3 separate regions of the Homo sapiens genome follow, and regions 1 and 2 are each linked to region 3. Evidence: chromatin loops called from intact Hi-C (ENCODE). Cell type or tissue: B cell. All regions are shown on one strand. Links, peaks and the distances in the headings refer to the core of each region. The heading gives the core; the rest is flanking DNA. Region 1 overlaps CCL18 (C-C motif chemokine ligand 18). Region 2 holds the start of CCL3 (C-C motif chemokine ligand 3). Region 3 holds the start of LOC101927369 (a long non-coding RNA gene).

The links. A loop is a pair of places that touch in the nucleus more often than their neighbours do. Peaks named below come from ENCODE experiments on the same cell type or tissue, not always from the same donor. Only the 100,000 strongest peaks of a DNase experiment are listed, where the experiment ranks them.
Region 1: a loop joins it to region 3, with 9 times the contacts of the local background. A loop is called at or near these places in 20 of 110 quality-filtered maps.
Region 2: it touches region 3 in a loop (5-fold over the local background); 4 of 110 quality-filtered maps call a loop at or near these places.

Annotation. Positions count from the first base shown.
Region 1 is chr17:36,070,570-36,076,158 of GRCh38, forward strand. It overlaps CCL18 (C-C motif chemokine ligand 18), which reads left to right. Exons shown (of 3, transcript NM_002988.4): 3 at 382-1,463. The coding sequence ends at 472. It overlaps CCL3-AS1 (CCL3 antisense RNA 1), which reads left to right and starts at 4,044. Exons shown (of 3, transcript NR_186417.1): 1 at 4,044-4,279. In B cell, for the core only: CTCF peaks have their summits at 2,133 (motif pointing left) and 2,333; a DNase peak (open chromatin) is centred at 2,142.
Region 2 is chr17:36,088,104-36,092,103 of GRCh38, forward strand. CCL3 (C-C motif chemokine ligand 3) reads right to left here and starts at 2,040. Exons shown (of 3, transcript NM_002983.3): 1 at 1,883-2,040; 2 at 1,080-1,194; 3 at 153-659. The coding sequence starts at 1,955. The coding sequence ends at 569. It overlaps CCL3-AS1 (CCL3 antisense RNA 1), which reads left to right. Exons shown (of 3, transcript NR_186417.1): 3 at 1,443-1,759. In B cell, for the core only: no CTCF peak of the experiment used is centred there; a DNase peak (open chromatin) is centred at 2,088; H3K4me3 peaks cover 1,605 bases; H3K27ac peaks cover 2,671 bases.
Region 3 is chr17:36,146,676-36,152,580 of GRCh38, forward strand. LOC101927369 (a long non-coding RNA gene) reads right to left here and starts at 2,369. Exons shown (of 3, transcript XR_243796.5): 1 at 2,285-2,369. In B cell, for the core only: CTCF peaks have their summits at 2,467 (motif pointing left) and 2,668; a DNase peak (open chromatin) is centred at 2,456.

The DNA of each region.
Region 1 (5,589 bases), core at 1-4,000, 77 kb before region 3:
TGCTCCTGCCCACCCCTCGGGAGGGAGGATGGGAGGTTTGGGGTGAGGTCCCCTCAGAGTACTCAGCTCTCTAAGGCCCATCAAGGTAAAGGACTCCAGGGGAGGCCCCTGCAGTGTTTTGTGACCTGGCCTGGGGCCTGCAGAGTCCTGAAGGGCCTGCCCCTGGGCAGAGGGAAGAGAGCAGACATGACAACAGGAAGTTTGCTTCCTGAGGAACCCCATCTGAGACATTTGGGGAAGGCCTGTGAACCCCGAAGTTAAGGGGAAATTTTACGGGCACGAGGACAGGCCCTGAGATGCCTGGGACAGAGAAGGACGCAGGGGCCACAGGATTCCCCTGATGAATTCGTCAGTTCTTAACTCTTCCTCCCTTCTCCACAGCCTCCTAACCAAGAGAGGCCGGCAGATCTGTGCTGACCCCAATAAGAAGTGGGTCCAGAAATACATCAGCGACCTGAAGCTGAATGCCTGAGGGGCCTGGAAGCTGCGAGGGCCCAGTGAACTTGGTGGGCCCAGGAGGGAACAGGAGCCTGAGCCAGGGCAATGGCCCTGCCACCCTGGAGGCTACCTCTTCTAAGAGTCCCATCTGCTATGCCCAGCCACATTAACTAACTTTAATCTTAGTTTATGCATCATATTTCATTTTGAAATTGATTTCTATTGTTGAGCTGCATTATGAAATTAGTATTTTCTCTGACATCTCATGACATTGTCTTTATCATCCTTTCCCCTTTCCCTTCAACTCTTCGTACATTCAATGCATGGATCAATCAGTGTGATTAGCTTTCTCAGCAGACATTGTGCCATATGTATCAAATGACAAATCTTTATTGAATGGTTTTGCTCAGCACCACCTTTTAATATATTGGCAGTACTTATTATATAAAAGGTAAACCAGCATTCTCACTGTGACGACTCTGTTGATTTTGTTTCACTAATCGGAATCACAGACTGAGAGGAATTCTGGGGGAGGAGTAGGGAAATATGAAAAGGGGCAGAAACAGCAAGATAGGGACCAAGTACTTCTACAGTCATACCAGACATTTCCCTGGAGATACTTTCCTGAAAAGTTGAAACAGACACCATTAGTTTATAAACCATATTGTAACTGAAATGTGATAGAAAAATTTTCTACTTAAATGAATATCAAGATGACGCTGCAATGCATATTTACGCACACAAGCTCATTTTCATAAATGAAGCTTTCCTCAGAATGATGGCTAACATCTGTTGAGGTCTTACCAAGTGCTGGGTTTTGGGCTAAGTACTTATATTAGTAAAAGTCTAGCAAATACTGCCCATAGTCTAGCAAGGACTCCTTACCTGGAAGTTGCTGAAAGCCTTGGTAATGTTATCTTTGTTCTCCACTCTGCTTTTGGGGAGGATGTTTTCCATGACTATACGAGATGAGGCTTGGGGCTGGGTGGCCAGAGTTAGCAAATAAAAATACAGAATGGATACTATTTTAGTGTAAGTATATCCCATGCAATATTTGGGACCTACTTGTACCAAAAATGATTTGTTCTTTTTCTGAAACTCGAATTTAACAGGGTATCCTAAATTGTATCTGGCAACCCTCTGAAGAAGGAATACTGCTTATAGAGGTGTCTGTTTCCTGTTGGAGATGTCTGTTGATTTTGGCTTAAGTGTAGAACAGGGCTTTGGCTTAAGTGTAGAACAGGGCTTTGGCTTAAGTGTGGAACACGGCTTCTCAACCTTGAATTCACATTAGAATCACTTAGGAGAGCTTTTAAAAATTCTAATGCCAGGTCCTCACCTCCAAAGTTATGAATTTAATTGGATTGATGTGGGGGCCTGGCATCAGTAATTTAAAAACTCCCCAGGGGATGTTAATGCACAGCCAAGTTTGAGAACCACTGTTGGTGTGGGGTCACAGGCTGTTTTTAACCAGCATTAAGGTTTCAGAGGCACTGCAACTCCGTTCTAATTTTTGAAGGCATCTGATCTAGTTATTTTTGGTTCATTCCATTGGATGGTTAATCATAAGCAGAAAATCTATCAGATACAGTTATTTCTAGAACTGGGTTTTTAACACGTCTCTTCCAGCACAGCACTGGGAGCTCTGTGGTCATCCCTTCCGCCGCCCACCGGCTCCCCCATTGTATTGACTCCACATTGCCCCCTGCTGGTGAAACAAGTGCGAAGGTCAGCGTCTTTAGCTCCCTGCCTCTGATGAATACAGCTGCACCTTCACAAAGAGCACAGCTGTTCATTGTGATGGTTAATGTTACGCGTCAACTGGACTAAGCTAAGGGATACCCAGGTAGCTGATAAACATCATTTCTGAGTGTGTCTGTGTGGTGTTCCAGAAGAGATTAGCATCAGAAGACTAAAGAAGATCTGCCCTCACCAATGCAGGCAGGCATCATCCAATTCACTGAGGTCCCAAATAGAACAAAAAGGCTGAGGAAGGGTGACTTTGCTGTCTGCGTTTGAGCTGGGACATCCATCTTCTCCTGCCCTCTGACATCCACGCTTCCGATTCTTGAGCCTTCAGACTCAGACAGGGACTTGTACCATCACCTACCCTTCTTGACCCCTTCTCAGGTCTGTGAACTTGGACCAGGACTGACAACTTTGGCTGCCCTGGTTCTCAGGCCTTCAGACCAAATCACACCACTGGCTTTCCTGGTTCTCCAGCTTGCAGATGGCAGGACTTCTTGGCTTCCGTAATTGTGGGAGCCAATTCCCCTAATAAATATCTCGGTATTTATATCTATATCAACATTGGTATCCAATCTATATCTATAGAGAGAAATAGCCTACTGTTTCTGTTTTTCTGGATAACTGACTAATACATTCATTTTATCATCAAGATAAATATTTACAATGTGGGATCTGAGAAGGAGGTGGATTTGGCTGCTTCGGGACCTGCTTTCCTGTCCTGCCTAATCTCTCACCTCCTCATTTTTGCTTATATTAACATTAGCTTGGACTGGAAAATTCTGCTCTTCTAGTCCTGCAAGCTCCAGATCACAGGATTCTTAATTAGCTTGGTTTTCAGGCAGCAAGCAGAAAGTACATTTCTTTAAAAAACTACTTTTTTTCCCCTTCTCTGCTATCAGAAGAATCAGTTTCAAAGTAAGTTAATTTCTTTCTTAGTGGGCCTTACTAAGACTGATGCAAGAAATAGTCTCCAATACCCTGAATTTTCGTTTTTGATAAAACTTTGGCTCGAAGATGGACTTAGAATATATAACAGGCCATGGGGGTAACCGGCAATTTTGGTAACTAGAGGTATCCCCACTGACTTTGACCTTAGCTACTGCCTTCAGCCAGTTCCACGTTTGGGGACCCATACTTACAACATTGCAGTCTATGTTAGTTAGGGATGGTTTAAGTCACAGTGTCAGAAAAATAACTCAATCTGGCTTAAATGATAAAGGGAACTTATTAGTTCACATAACTGAAGCTTCAAGAAATAGAATTAGTTTCAGGCAAAACTTGATTCAGTGGTCCTTGTTTCGCTATGGACTATACATGTCTTTCTGAATTTCTGATCTCCCTGCATTTGAGAGCTTCATCCTAGAAAGAAGTTACTATATTCATCCTAGTTACTCTATTGGCAGAATAGCTTCCAGAAACTTCCAGAGCAAATTGGGAAGACAATGTCTGTATCCTCGTATTTTGAGCCAAGAGCCTGAGTTCCACTTTTATTGGTCTGGCTGGCTTGGATTAAGAGCCCATCTCTTAACCCAGGGGCCAGCAAACTATGGCCATTGGGCCCAATTTGACCTACTACCTGTTTTTGTATGGCCTGCGAGCTAAGATGTTTTTACATTTTAAGTCATTGAAAACATCCAAAAGAAGATTATTTTGAGAAATATGAAAATTGTATGAAATTGGAGTTTTAGTGTCCATAAAAAAGTTTTATTGGAATGCAGTTGGGTTTATTTGTTTCTGTATTGTTTACAGCCCACAGTCTAGCAAGGACTCCTTACCTGGAATGAATCATATTTTCATACGACAAAGCAGAGCTGAGTAGTTGTGAAAGACACTGTATGACCCACAAAACCTGAAGTAGTTTCCATTTGGTCCTTTACAGAGCAAGTTTGCCAACCTGTATCTTAATTCATCTTTGTGGCCAGAGAAGTGGATTTACTGATTTGTTTCAGCTGATCAATGTCTATAACAAGCAATGTTGATGGGCTGAAAACCACACAGACTACCAGAGGGGTTGCTTTTCCGAAGAATCATGTAAGGATAAAAGAGAAAGAAAGAGAGAAAGACCTTGGAACCCAACTAGTATCTACCAAATGTATGTAACTTTCTCATATTAATTCTGTCTTTATATGTGAAGATGACCAATCCCCTGCCTGTGATTACATCACATCAAGCATGTTCTTCCCAAATTGGGGGTTCAATTCAGACTCTCCTGTTATATGCCAGTTGTCTTAGGGATTTTCTCACTTTATTCAACACTATACTCAATTTTTACATTAATAATGCAGTAATAATATACCCCTTTGCCATTCTGTATTTTCCTGTATAATAATAATTATTATTGTTATTATTATTATTTTTTGAGACAGTTTTTGTTCTTGTCGCCCAGGCTGGAGTGCAATGGCATGATCGCAGCTCACTGCCACCTCTGCCTCCTGGGTTCAAGTGATTCTTGTGCCTCAGCCTCCTGAGTAGCTGGGATTACAGGCACGCACCACCACGCCCAGCTAATTTTTGTATTTTTAGTAGAGATGGGGTTTCACCATGTTGGCCAGGCTGGTCTCGAACTCCTGATCTCAGGTGATCTGCCCGCCTTGGCCTCCCAAAGTGCTGGGATTACAGGCGTGAGCCACTGTGCCTGGTCTTTCCTGAATTATTTTACCGGTTTTGTAAAAAGATTTTGATCGGGATATACCCTGTTGCCCCACAAATGATGGCTAGTTCCCAAATCTGAGACTAAGTTTTCATTATAGACTTTATATTCTAAACTAAGTCACTAACAACTGGGGCCAGACAATCCTTCCAGGGCATTGTAGACATAGGAAAAGGAAAGAAAGTGGCCAGCCTAGTGGGTTCCACCTTTGTGAAGGAGAGGTCTTTACTTCTAACTGCTCTTGAAGCCCAGTGAAGGGGTCTCCAGAGGGTAACTTGTACAAACTGGAAGTACCTGCAAACAAGGCAACTCATTTTCCAGTTGGATGTCAGCTTACATGGTGAACCTCATGATTTGCCTGAGCCAAAATGAGCAGGGGAGAAGAAAACAGAAGATAGGAACCAAAGCAGGGAAAAGGATTGCTGGAGGCTGCTCTCCCACCACATGGAATGAGCTTTCCATTGGCCGAGTGATCCTGTGGAAGGGAGCTGGGCTCGAGCCATCCTCCCAGTGACACTCCGCAAAGGTTGGGGGAATCACATGTCCCATTTTGTCTGGGAAATGACCCAGTTTATGCCAGTTGTGCCAGCATAGTTATTAATAGTAACCCCTTTGAGTCTTAAAGTGCTCATCCTACCAATAGGAGATCCACTGCTTAGCTTACAAGGATCTTAACAGCAGTAGCTGATGGGGTGGTCTCAGGGCCGCTGTCTACAAAGGCCCCTGGATGTGTGGGCAAGAGGGTGCTGAAA
Region 2 (4,000 bases), core at 1-4,000, 59 kb before region 3:
CTGTGTCTCCGTTGTAAAGTGGATAACTCTGTGGTAGCCCTCCCCATCTCTCCCAATTTCCCTCCATTTCACCTCTTCCTAATCTTTGCCTATGATTCCTCTTAACCAGTGATTTTGATTTGCCAGAAAAACAAAACCAAACTCAATACTGGTTTACCTTTTAAAAGAGCATCTTTATTATTTCCCCAGGCCGATCACAGCCCTGAACAAAAGCATCCGATACACATTTGTCAGTCTGGTGGCTTTGGTGCCATGACTGCCTACACAGGCTGATGACAGCCACTCGGTTGTCACCAGACGCGGTGTGAGGGAAGGGGGAGGGGACAGGGGAACTCTCAGAGCAAACAATCACAAACACACTGTGAAATCGAAAATAAATTACAAAAACTAAATAGTATAAATAAATTAAAATTTAAGTTAAGAAGAGTCCCACAGTGTGGCTGTTTGGCAACAACCAGTCCATAGAAGAGGTAGCTGTGGAGGTCACACGCATGTTCCCAAGGCTCAGGCTCCTGCTCCTCCCCACTGGGCCCACCGAGGTCGCTGGGCCTCGAAGCTTCTGGACCCCTCAGGCACTCAGCTCCAGGTCGCTGACATATTTCTGGACCCACTCCTCACTGGGGTCAGCACAGACCTGCCGGCTTCGCTTGGTTAGGAAGCTGTGGAGAAGGGAGGAAGAGTTAAGCACTGGGGAATCCAGCAGGGGAATCCTGGGCCCACCATGGCCCCACCATTCTGCTCTCTGTCCTGGGCAGCTCAGGGCTTGCTCCTCTTTCAGGGGCCCCCTGCCTATCTCTGTCTAGAGAGCTTCTCTCAGTGACTCAGTAGGGGTGGCCCTCAGAGTGTCCCGCTGCCTCCTTCTTCCTGTCCCTTTCCTCTGGGCTGGGGCAGCCCTTCCTGACTCTGTAACACATGCCTCACTCCAGCTCCAAGTCAGGTCACACCTCGGAGCCCTGCGTCCTGTATCCCCGATAGGCTCCTGAAGGCTGGGCCTTTCCAGGATAGCCTTCTGGCCTGTCTCTGCCCCAACCCTGACCCTCCCTACCTCCATAGAGGTGAGCAGGAAGACTGGCACTTACATGACACCGGGCTTGGAGCACTGGCTGCTCGTCTCAAAGTAGTCAGCTATGAAATTCTGTGGAATCTGCCGGGAGGTGTAGCTGAAGCAGCAGGCGGTCGGCGTGTCAGCAGCAACTGTGGAGAAAGGAAGAGAATGAGCCCGAGTCACAGCTCAGAAGAAAAGGCCAGGCAGCTTCTGATCCCCGAGCAGTTGAGGAAGGCAGGCTTGCTCAGACCAAGTGACTGGAAGGCATTTGGGCATTTTTGCTGAGAAATGTCTCTTTGTTTCTGTCTGTATCCTTCTTTCTCCTTGACTCTTCATAGTGGGTTCTCTGTTTCTCTGTGTGATCCAGATACCTGAACGGACTGTTCTCTTATCTCAGTTCTCTTCAGGGAATTTTGTCTGGTTCAAGAAGTCATACCCCAACCCAAGAGAAGCCTTGGACATCTCTCATAAGACATCCAAGGGACAGAGCTCCTGGGAGACCTAGAGTGAGCTGGAGAGTGAACAACATACCCCACTGGGAAGTAAGCAGCCCTGGATTCTGCCTCTTGCTAACTGATTCGTTTCGAACCCTGTTTTTCTATCTGTAAAAGGGACTGTAACTCCCCTGCCCCTGCCTAGATTCTCATACCTGGAGACTAGGGGGCTAAGACCCCTTCTAGAGATAAAAATAAAAGTCTTAAAGAGAAAGACCAAGATGTTTGGCAGCCCTTTAAGAAGTTCTCTTTTCTCTTGGGGGCTTTTAGGCCACAAGAAAAGATTGATGTGGTCTAACCATGGCCAGAGAGTGGTGATACCCACAACGAAACTCAGACTCACGTGATGCAGAGAACTGGTTGCAGAGAGCCATGGTGCAGAGGAGGACAGCAAGGGCAGCAGTGGAGACCTGCATGATTCTGAGCAGGTGACGGAATGTGGGCTCGAGTGTCAGCAGAGCCAAGAAAGGACTGACCACTGTCTGCTGCCCGTGTCCTTCTGAAGTCTGAAACCAGCTCTCCTCTTTATAGGCAGCCCTGGCGGATGGGGAAATGGAATCTGGGGGTGAGGAGGGAAATTTTTAAGCGTAGTGATGCTGTCATGCTAAGTTGCACAACTCAGGGTCCCTGGTGACCACAGGGGCTCAGGATATCCAAGAATAGCATCTTTGAGCTATTCTCTAACTCTCAGCTCTCAACTCATGACTTGTTATAGTTTCATAGGGAAATGGTTTCTCCTGTGAGTGTGAAGAGGGGTATATGTCAACCCAAGGCTATTCTTAGTCAGTCCCTTCTCATAAGAACTGGTCTGTGCATGAACTCTCCAGCCCCATTCCTTCCCACAGAGCTGCAATTCTGCTTCCTCAGCTGCTATAACCACAGGGATAGGGTTGATGGGCTGATGCTGTGGAGGGCTGCACAACCCTTCCTCCTCCCAGAGGCAAAGAACTGAATGAAAGCTGGAGGAATAGAAAGCATGAGGTCATGTTTCAGTCATTTGTCTATTTATTAGTCATGTAGTGACTAGGGCGCTGTGTTAAACGCTAGTTGTGGATCATAAAAATACTTTAGAGGTGGGTGTCAATATGTCAGGTGCCTAGAAATATCTGTAGCCATTAACCTAGAAAAAGCATTTCTAGGAAAGAGTTCTGTGGAAACAACCCAAATATGGAGCCATCTTCAAACATAAAGATACCTGACCCAGCATCGTTTATAACTCTAAAATAAACAAAGCTAAATTTTTCTCCATCAGGGAATGATAAATTATCCACTAGATCATTTATTATTAAGTCTCTAAAATGAATGAAGTGGCATAAATATGCTTATAACATCAGTGGTTAAAAAAAGCAAGATACGACATTATACAAATTCTACAAAGTCTGAAGAATTGTACAAATATATATATATATTTGTACTATATATACATGTATTTGTACATATACACATATATATTTGTACAAATATATATATATTCCTTGCCAACCCTAAGCATGGAAAAAAATACAAAGGCTTGGAAATACATGCCTTAAAGAATGAATAGTTCTTATATTTGTGTGATAGGTCCCTGGGTGATTTATTTTCTTATTTTTTTCTTTTTCTGAATTTTTCTCATTTTACTTAGTTAGACTTTATTACCTTCTTGGTCAGCCCACAAATTTATAAACTAATTTTTAAAAAAACATTTCCAACATCACTGGTTGAAAAATAGGTTGTTGTCAGTTGTTTAATCTGAAAGAAATTATTGATAAATATGCTGAAGTTTCTGTTCAATGGTTTTGGCCAAAATGAAGTCTTGATTTCCCATTTCTTTGAACCATTTTAAGGATCCTATACTATACTTACATAAATCATGCCAAATTGAAGCAGTTTTTTACTTATTCTTTTCAATACATAATTTCAGTGGTGTGGAAGGGTCTCTACCTTCTCAGCCAGATTATATGCTTTTTTTTCTTTTCCATACTTTGTTATTTTATTCTTTCACAATCAATCAGCATACCTCATTTTATAATGAGAAATAGATTTAGTTGGTTTTAATGATCTTTGTTTCTGAGATGCCCCTGATCTCGTGGGGGCAGGTAGAGTGTATGAACAGGTAATTGTAGCATTTAGCCGAAAGTGCTAGGACTCCTAGTAGAAAAAGAAATGAAAGCTCAGAATCCCACGAGGGGAAGAAGTGACCTTCCACCAGAGGGTTGGGGAAGGCTTCATGGAAGGGATGGAACTTTAGTTGTGTCTGGATAACTGCCCGGGATTTAGGCATCTATAGATGAGTGCCCAGCTGAGGCAGAGTCCTGAGTGTGACATTGTGGGTTCAGAGGAAAGAGGGGGTGCTTCAGTGGAGCTGCAGAGCAGTGGGGGTGAATATGGATGATAAAGCTAAATTGGGACCAAACCAGGACAGGCCTTGTATTCCCCCCAAAGGGGTTAGAGTTGATACATTTGATGCTGGAGAATAACAGAG
Region 3 (5,905 bases), core at 886-4,885:
CAGGTACCCTGACTTCACCACTACACAATCTATGCATGTAACTAAATTACACTTGTACCCCATACATTCATACGAAAAAAGGAGAATAAGGCCAACCCAGCTCATTTTCTCCAGCCTAGGTGACAAGGGCAAAACTCTGTCTCAAAAAAAAAAAAAAAAAAAAAAAAAAAAAAAACAAGAAGAAGAAGAAATCTTTGCCTATCCCAAGATCATGAAACTATTTCTACAATATCTTCTAAAAGCTTTATTGTTTCTTCTTTCACATTAAGTCCATGATCCATTTGGAAGAGATTTCTGTGTGTGGTGTGGGGTAGGAGTCAAGGTTCCTTTTTGTTTACATGAATAAGCCAATCAAGCCAGCTACCTTTACTGAAAAAGCATTCTTTCCCTCTTTGAACTACAGCGGCTCCTTTGTCATAAATTATGAGATGGTGTGTTTTTGTTACACTGATCTATTTGGTATCTTGCACTGCTGTTCCATTTACTGCCACATTATAATAAATCCTGATAAATGGTAGCTTAAGTCCCTCAACTTTGTTTAAGACTGTCTTGATTATTCTTGCCTTTTGGAATTTTCATATAAGTTTTAGAATCAGTTTATCAATTTTCATGAAAAATCCTTCTAAGATTTTGACTGAGATTGTATTAAATTTATTGTTGAATTTGGGGAAAACTGACAGCTTTATAATAATGAATCTTCTAATCCACAAACACGGCACATCCCTCCATTTATTAAGGTACCTACAAATTTTTGTTTGTAATATCGTGTAATTTTCTGCACAAGATTTGTTAGATTTATCTCTAGGTAATTGATGGTTTTGACGATATCTTAAAGGGCATTTGAAAATGTTATTTTCTATATGTAATACTTGAAAGCTGTTAATTGGGTCTCTCCTCTGGTCAGGCATCTGTGTGCACCAATGCAGAAAAGACGGGGACTACAAGGAAGGAAAATGTTGCATCAGGAAGGGCTGCTGGCACATCTTTGTTCCCCCTCCCCAAAACCTCATCCCCAAGCAGGTGAGTCCTGACTCTCCCCACCTGGCCTGACCGAGACTGATTAAAGATTTGGTGATACCTGGATTTTCACAGTAGTGCGGTCACCCACAAATGTGACAGAAATGTCCCCAAAGGCCTGAGGGCTCCTTCTGCTCTCACCCTTCCTGAGGGAAGGGCTGATCCTAAGACCCATTACCCCCACATTTTCAAGTATGAGAATCCTGAAAAGAAAAATCATTTCATATTTCCCAAGGAATAGATATTCATTATAGTGAAGTCAGATATATAGAACAAAGAGATGGTAAAACTTGCTCATAATCTCATTACCAGCAGATAAATATAGTTACATGTTTTGTCACGTCCTTTCATACTTTGATCCATGGGGTGTGTGTGCAAAATAATCAAGGCATCACACTCTACATAATTTTGGACCTCTTCTTTTTTTTTTCACTCACCAATATACAGTAAACAGCTTTCCCTGTCAGTGGATGTATTTCTACAATTTCATTTTCCCCCCAAGGTTTCACATCATTCTCACCATGTAGATATACCATATTTTATTTACTAATTCTTGACCAATAGATATTTAGACTTCAAAAGATTCCTTAGAATGAAATCTTTCCATGCACAGTTGATTGTTTCATCAGGAAATATTCTTTGAAGTGTTTCTAGGTGAAAATGCATGCATTTTTTACATTTTAATTTTATTTAATTTTTTAGAGATCCCTAAAAAATTAGGAATCCCTGTTGCCTAGGCTGGTCTCAAATTCCTGGGCTGAAGCTATCCTCCCACCTCAGCCTCCTAAGTAGCTGGGATTGCAGACACATGCCACTGTGCCTGGCCAGCATGCACGCTTTTTAAACTCCAAAAATACATTGCCAAATTGCTGTTACGAGGGTACATTTTTTTATGCCAAAAAGTTTTGATCAACCTCAAAATACTGGCTATAGTTTAATTTTTCACTATTTGACAGTAGGTGTAATTTCATCTGAGTTTACAATTTTAAGTCACATACATTAAAAAAAAAAAAAAACCTCAGTTACGTTTGTGAAATATTTACTTGTTTGGAGGAATGTTTCAGCAATCTTTTGTAATAAGTTGGAATCCCCCAGAGTGGGAAAAGGATGAATGAAACACATATTTAGCACCCGCTTTGTTTCAGATCTTTTCAAATACATTTTTTTTTAATCTTGAGAGCTTTTTATGATGTGTGGATTTATAGCACCCACATTTTACAGATGAGGAAACTGAGAAATAAACAAAATGTCTTTTTCTTTTGCTTACCTTACCATGATTCCTCTCCACTCTCTCCTTTAAGTCACTGGGCTTATATTGCAAATGGTGATCCCAGGAGGCCACTGTAGCTAATGGTGTCCCCCAGTTTGCAATAAAGATTTCTGTCATCTCCCTCTCCCGCTGGGTTCAGAAACAAAGCCTGGGATGGCGGCAGGCCCATTGCGCCATCTACTGGCAATCACTGTGCAGTGCATGACCTTCCCACTGCAGTACTGGCTGGAGCAGATGAGGTGGAAATATCTGTAAATTTCACATCTGCATTTACTCTTCATAACAGCTTTCTGAAGTAAATATTGTATCCTTATTTCAAATGCATGGAAACTGGGTCTTTGAGAGATGAAATGTGTCCCACATCAAGCAGTTGGTAAATGGCAAAGCTGATCTCTTTGCCACCAAAGCCAGAACACTTTTCAGCACAGCATGCTGCCTCCCCGAATGAAGTAATCATGAGGAGCTGCTGTCCACATGCTTCTGCCTTTTCCTCCAAACCACTCAAACTATAAGATAACAGCAAAAGAAATACCCAGCGTCTTTGCACAGAGCGGCCACAAATGCTTTCTGCTGTGGCAGCTGCTGACTCATCCACAGGACCGTTTCTTCCACCTCAGACCCATGCGTTCCTGCTCTCTGCCAAGTCCGAACTGGAGAAAACAAATTCTGTCCCAGTGGGGTTTCCCATCTTTGGCTGGCTGGCTGGACTTCCTCCACAACCACTCTCTCGCCTTCTAAGCAGGAGCTGGGTGAGACATGAGATCATGGGGGCATCCGACAGCGACAGCCATTTCTGGGGCCGTCATCATAGTCCAAGCCCCACCGAGACTGGCAGCAGTATAGCATTGTGAGGGGGGCTGAAGTCAGATAGACTCGATTCAAACCCTGCACCCTCCTTTTCCTAGTTCTGTGGCTTTGTGCAAGTGAATCAAACTCCCAGAGCCTCTTTCATTCTAAAATGGAGACAATAGTTTCTACTTGTAGGGTTGTTCTGAGACTTGAATAAGGTTGTACAATCACCTAGCTCTTAGTGCTTATTTATTGAGTACATAGCAAGTGCTCGATAAATGGTAGTGTGAAGTTGGCACTAGGTATGTACCTTCTCTGAACCTCCCTTGGTCAGTAAGGAACATTAGCATCGTGTGGGGGTTAAGATCCTGAGGTCTGGAGTCAGACAGACATCCTTTGGATCTGGACTCTGCCACTTGCTAGCCATGGGACCATCTTGTGGCCTTGTGTCTCCTCTCTGTGGACCTCAAAACGAGTCTTTATTCAAAGCCCAGGGCCCTGCCTAATATTAAGGCTTTAGATACATATTTTCAAATTGCCTCATGAGGGCCCTTTTAAAACATCAGAAATGTTAAATTACTCATAGGATAGCTAAATTTGTAGTAATAAAGTATCTGCATACATGCCTAATGGATTCAGTAATGCCACTAAATAGGAGTTTGTGTTATTTACAGCAGTCTCTACTTATATTTGAAAAGAATAAAACATCACTTATTAATTTTACAGACAATGTGTGGGTTACATATGGACTTGTGAATCTCATGCATTACCCGTGTTGTCCCCCAGATACATACAGTCACTGTGGGAACAAACACCACCCTGAGTACCTGCTGCTTGCTAGGGATTTTCATGGAGGTTATGGCATTTAAACCTGAAACAGGGCCAGGCATGGTGGCTCATGCCTGTAATCCCAGCATTTTGGGAGGCTAAGGTGGGTGGACCAGTTGAGCCCAGGAGTTCAAGCCCAGGCTGGCCAACATGGTGAAACTCTATCTCTACCAAAAATACAAAAATTAGCTGGGTGTGGTGGCATATGCCTGTAATCCCAGCTACCCGGGAGGCTGAGGAATGATAATCGCTTCAACTCAGGAGGCAGAGGCTGCAGTGAGCTGAGATCACACCACTGCACTCCAGCCTGGGCAACAGAGCTACACTCCATCTCAAAACAAAGCAAAGCAAAACAAGAAAAGACAAGAAAAGAAAACCTAAAACAACTCTGCAGAATAATTGTTATTATCACCATTTTATACACGTGGAAACAGGCTCCGAGGGGCTCAATGAATTTCCCAGAGTTCTACAGATAATAAGGGGCAGAGCCAAGATCCTGACCCTCATCTGTCTGTGTAGCATGAGAGAAATATCCACCGTGGACTGTATTTGAAAATATTCACAGATACTAGGTTAATGCTATATAAAGTATATTATACCTAACCTTTTATAACATATTTTTTCATTTAACAATAATTGTGAATAGATACTTCTATCAACCTACAAATCTACCTACTTTATCCTTTTAAAGGACTATGTCATACTCCATTAAATGAATTTACTATAATCTATTTAACCAACATTCCTTTAGTGAACATTTTAATGGTTTGCAATTTTTTGTCCTTGCATATAATGCTGAAATGAACTGGATCATATGCAAGTATTTTTGTACACCTCTAGAAGTGATTTTTTAAAATTCCTAAGAGTGAGATGATAAAATTAGTTACAAACATTTACTAACACATACTACCAAATCAGGCAGCATAATAAAAGATCATCAAATTTTTATTCATTCACTTAGCAAATACTTATGTCATGCTTGTGCTGTGCTAGGTACTGCTCCCAGAGCTTGACTCCTCATGACATCCTGAGATGAGAACTTTAATGATTCTGTTTTATACATAAGAAGACTGTGGCTCAGAGAGACAAAGTAACTTGGCAGAAGTTAGACAGAAAATAGCTGGTTTGGAAACCAGGGTCTGCAGCACCCAGGCACTTGATGACTATGTTGTCCTTCCTGATTTATTAAGGCTTTATTCCCAGAATTACTCAAATCCTAAAGAATAAATCTTATTTGATGGGAGTATCAAATGAGATTTTAAGGGGGAAAATATTAACATTAACATTATATGTTTTAAAATAAGATTTTTTATTTTTCCAGAAAAAAATCTTAAAAATTAAATCATTTGTTTCATTTTTTTAAAAGGAAACTATAAACCCAATATTTTAAGAAACGATTTCATTCACTCAACACTTTTGAGCTGAGTCTCTCCTCTCATCAGTTCTGTGTGAGCAGAAAAGAGGGAGGCTTAGGGGCTTAGGGGATTAGGGGTCATGGTCGCTGGGAAATGCAACAGAAACCTGTCAGGGCTGCTAGAACCTAGAAGAGTTAGCCACAGTAAACCGGCTGGTGCATATCCTTACAGAACTTTTATTTTGTAAGTGTGTATGCAAACTAGCTACTACATTACATTTTACATACATTAATAATCTCCCTTTATTTTTTTACCTAATGTATATTTTTCCATGACCATGAATGTATTTTTATAACTTTTTGTTTTAGGTTTTAAGGCATTTCATTGCTAAGTTGCATCTCCTAGATTTGGGAAAGAATCTAAAAAACACATATTTGGTGCATTCTGTGTGCTCTGCCCAGTCACACACATTATTCTATTTAACCTTCTGATGACCTAGGTATCTTCACCACTCTTCTAGATTGTTGCTCCCAGCAGTCATGTGACTCGTCTAAGGCCATGTTGCTACAGGTGGCTTGCAATCCAGGTTGGCTGAACTTCCAACTACATTCTCTTTGCTGTGCACTGTCCAAAAGTAGGGAGAGTT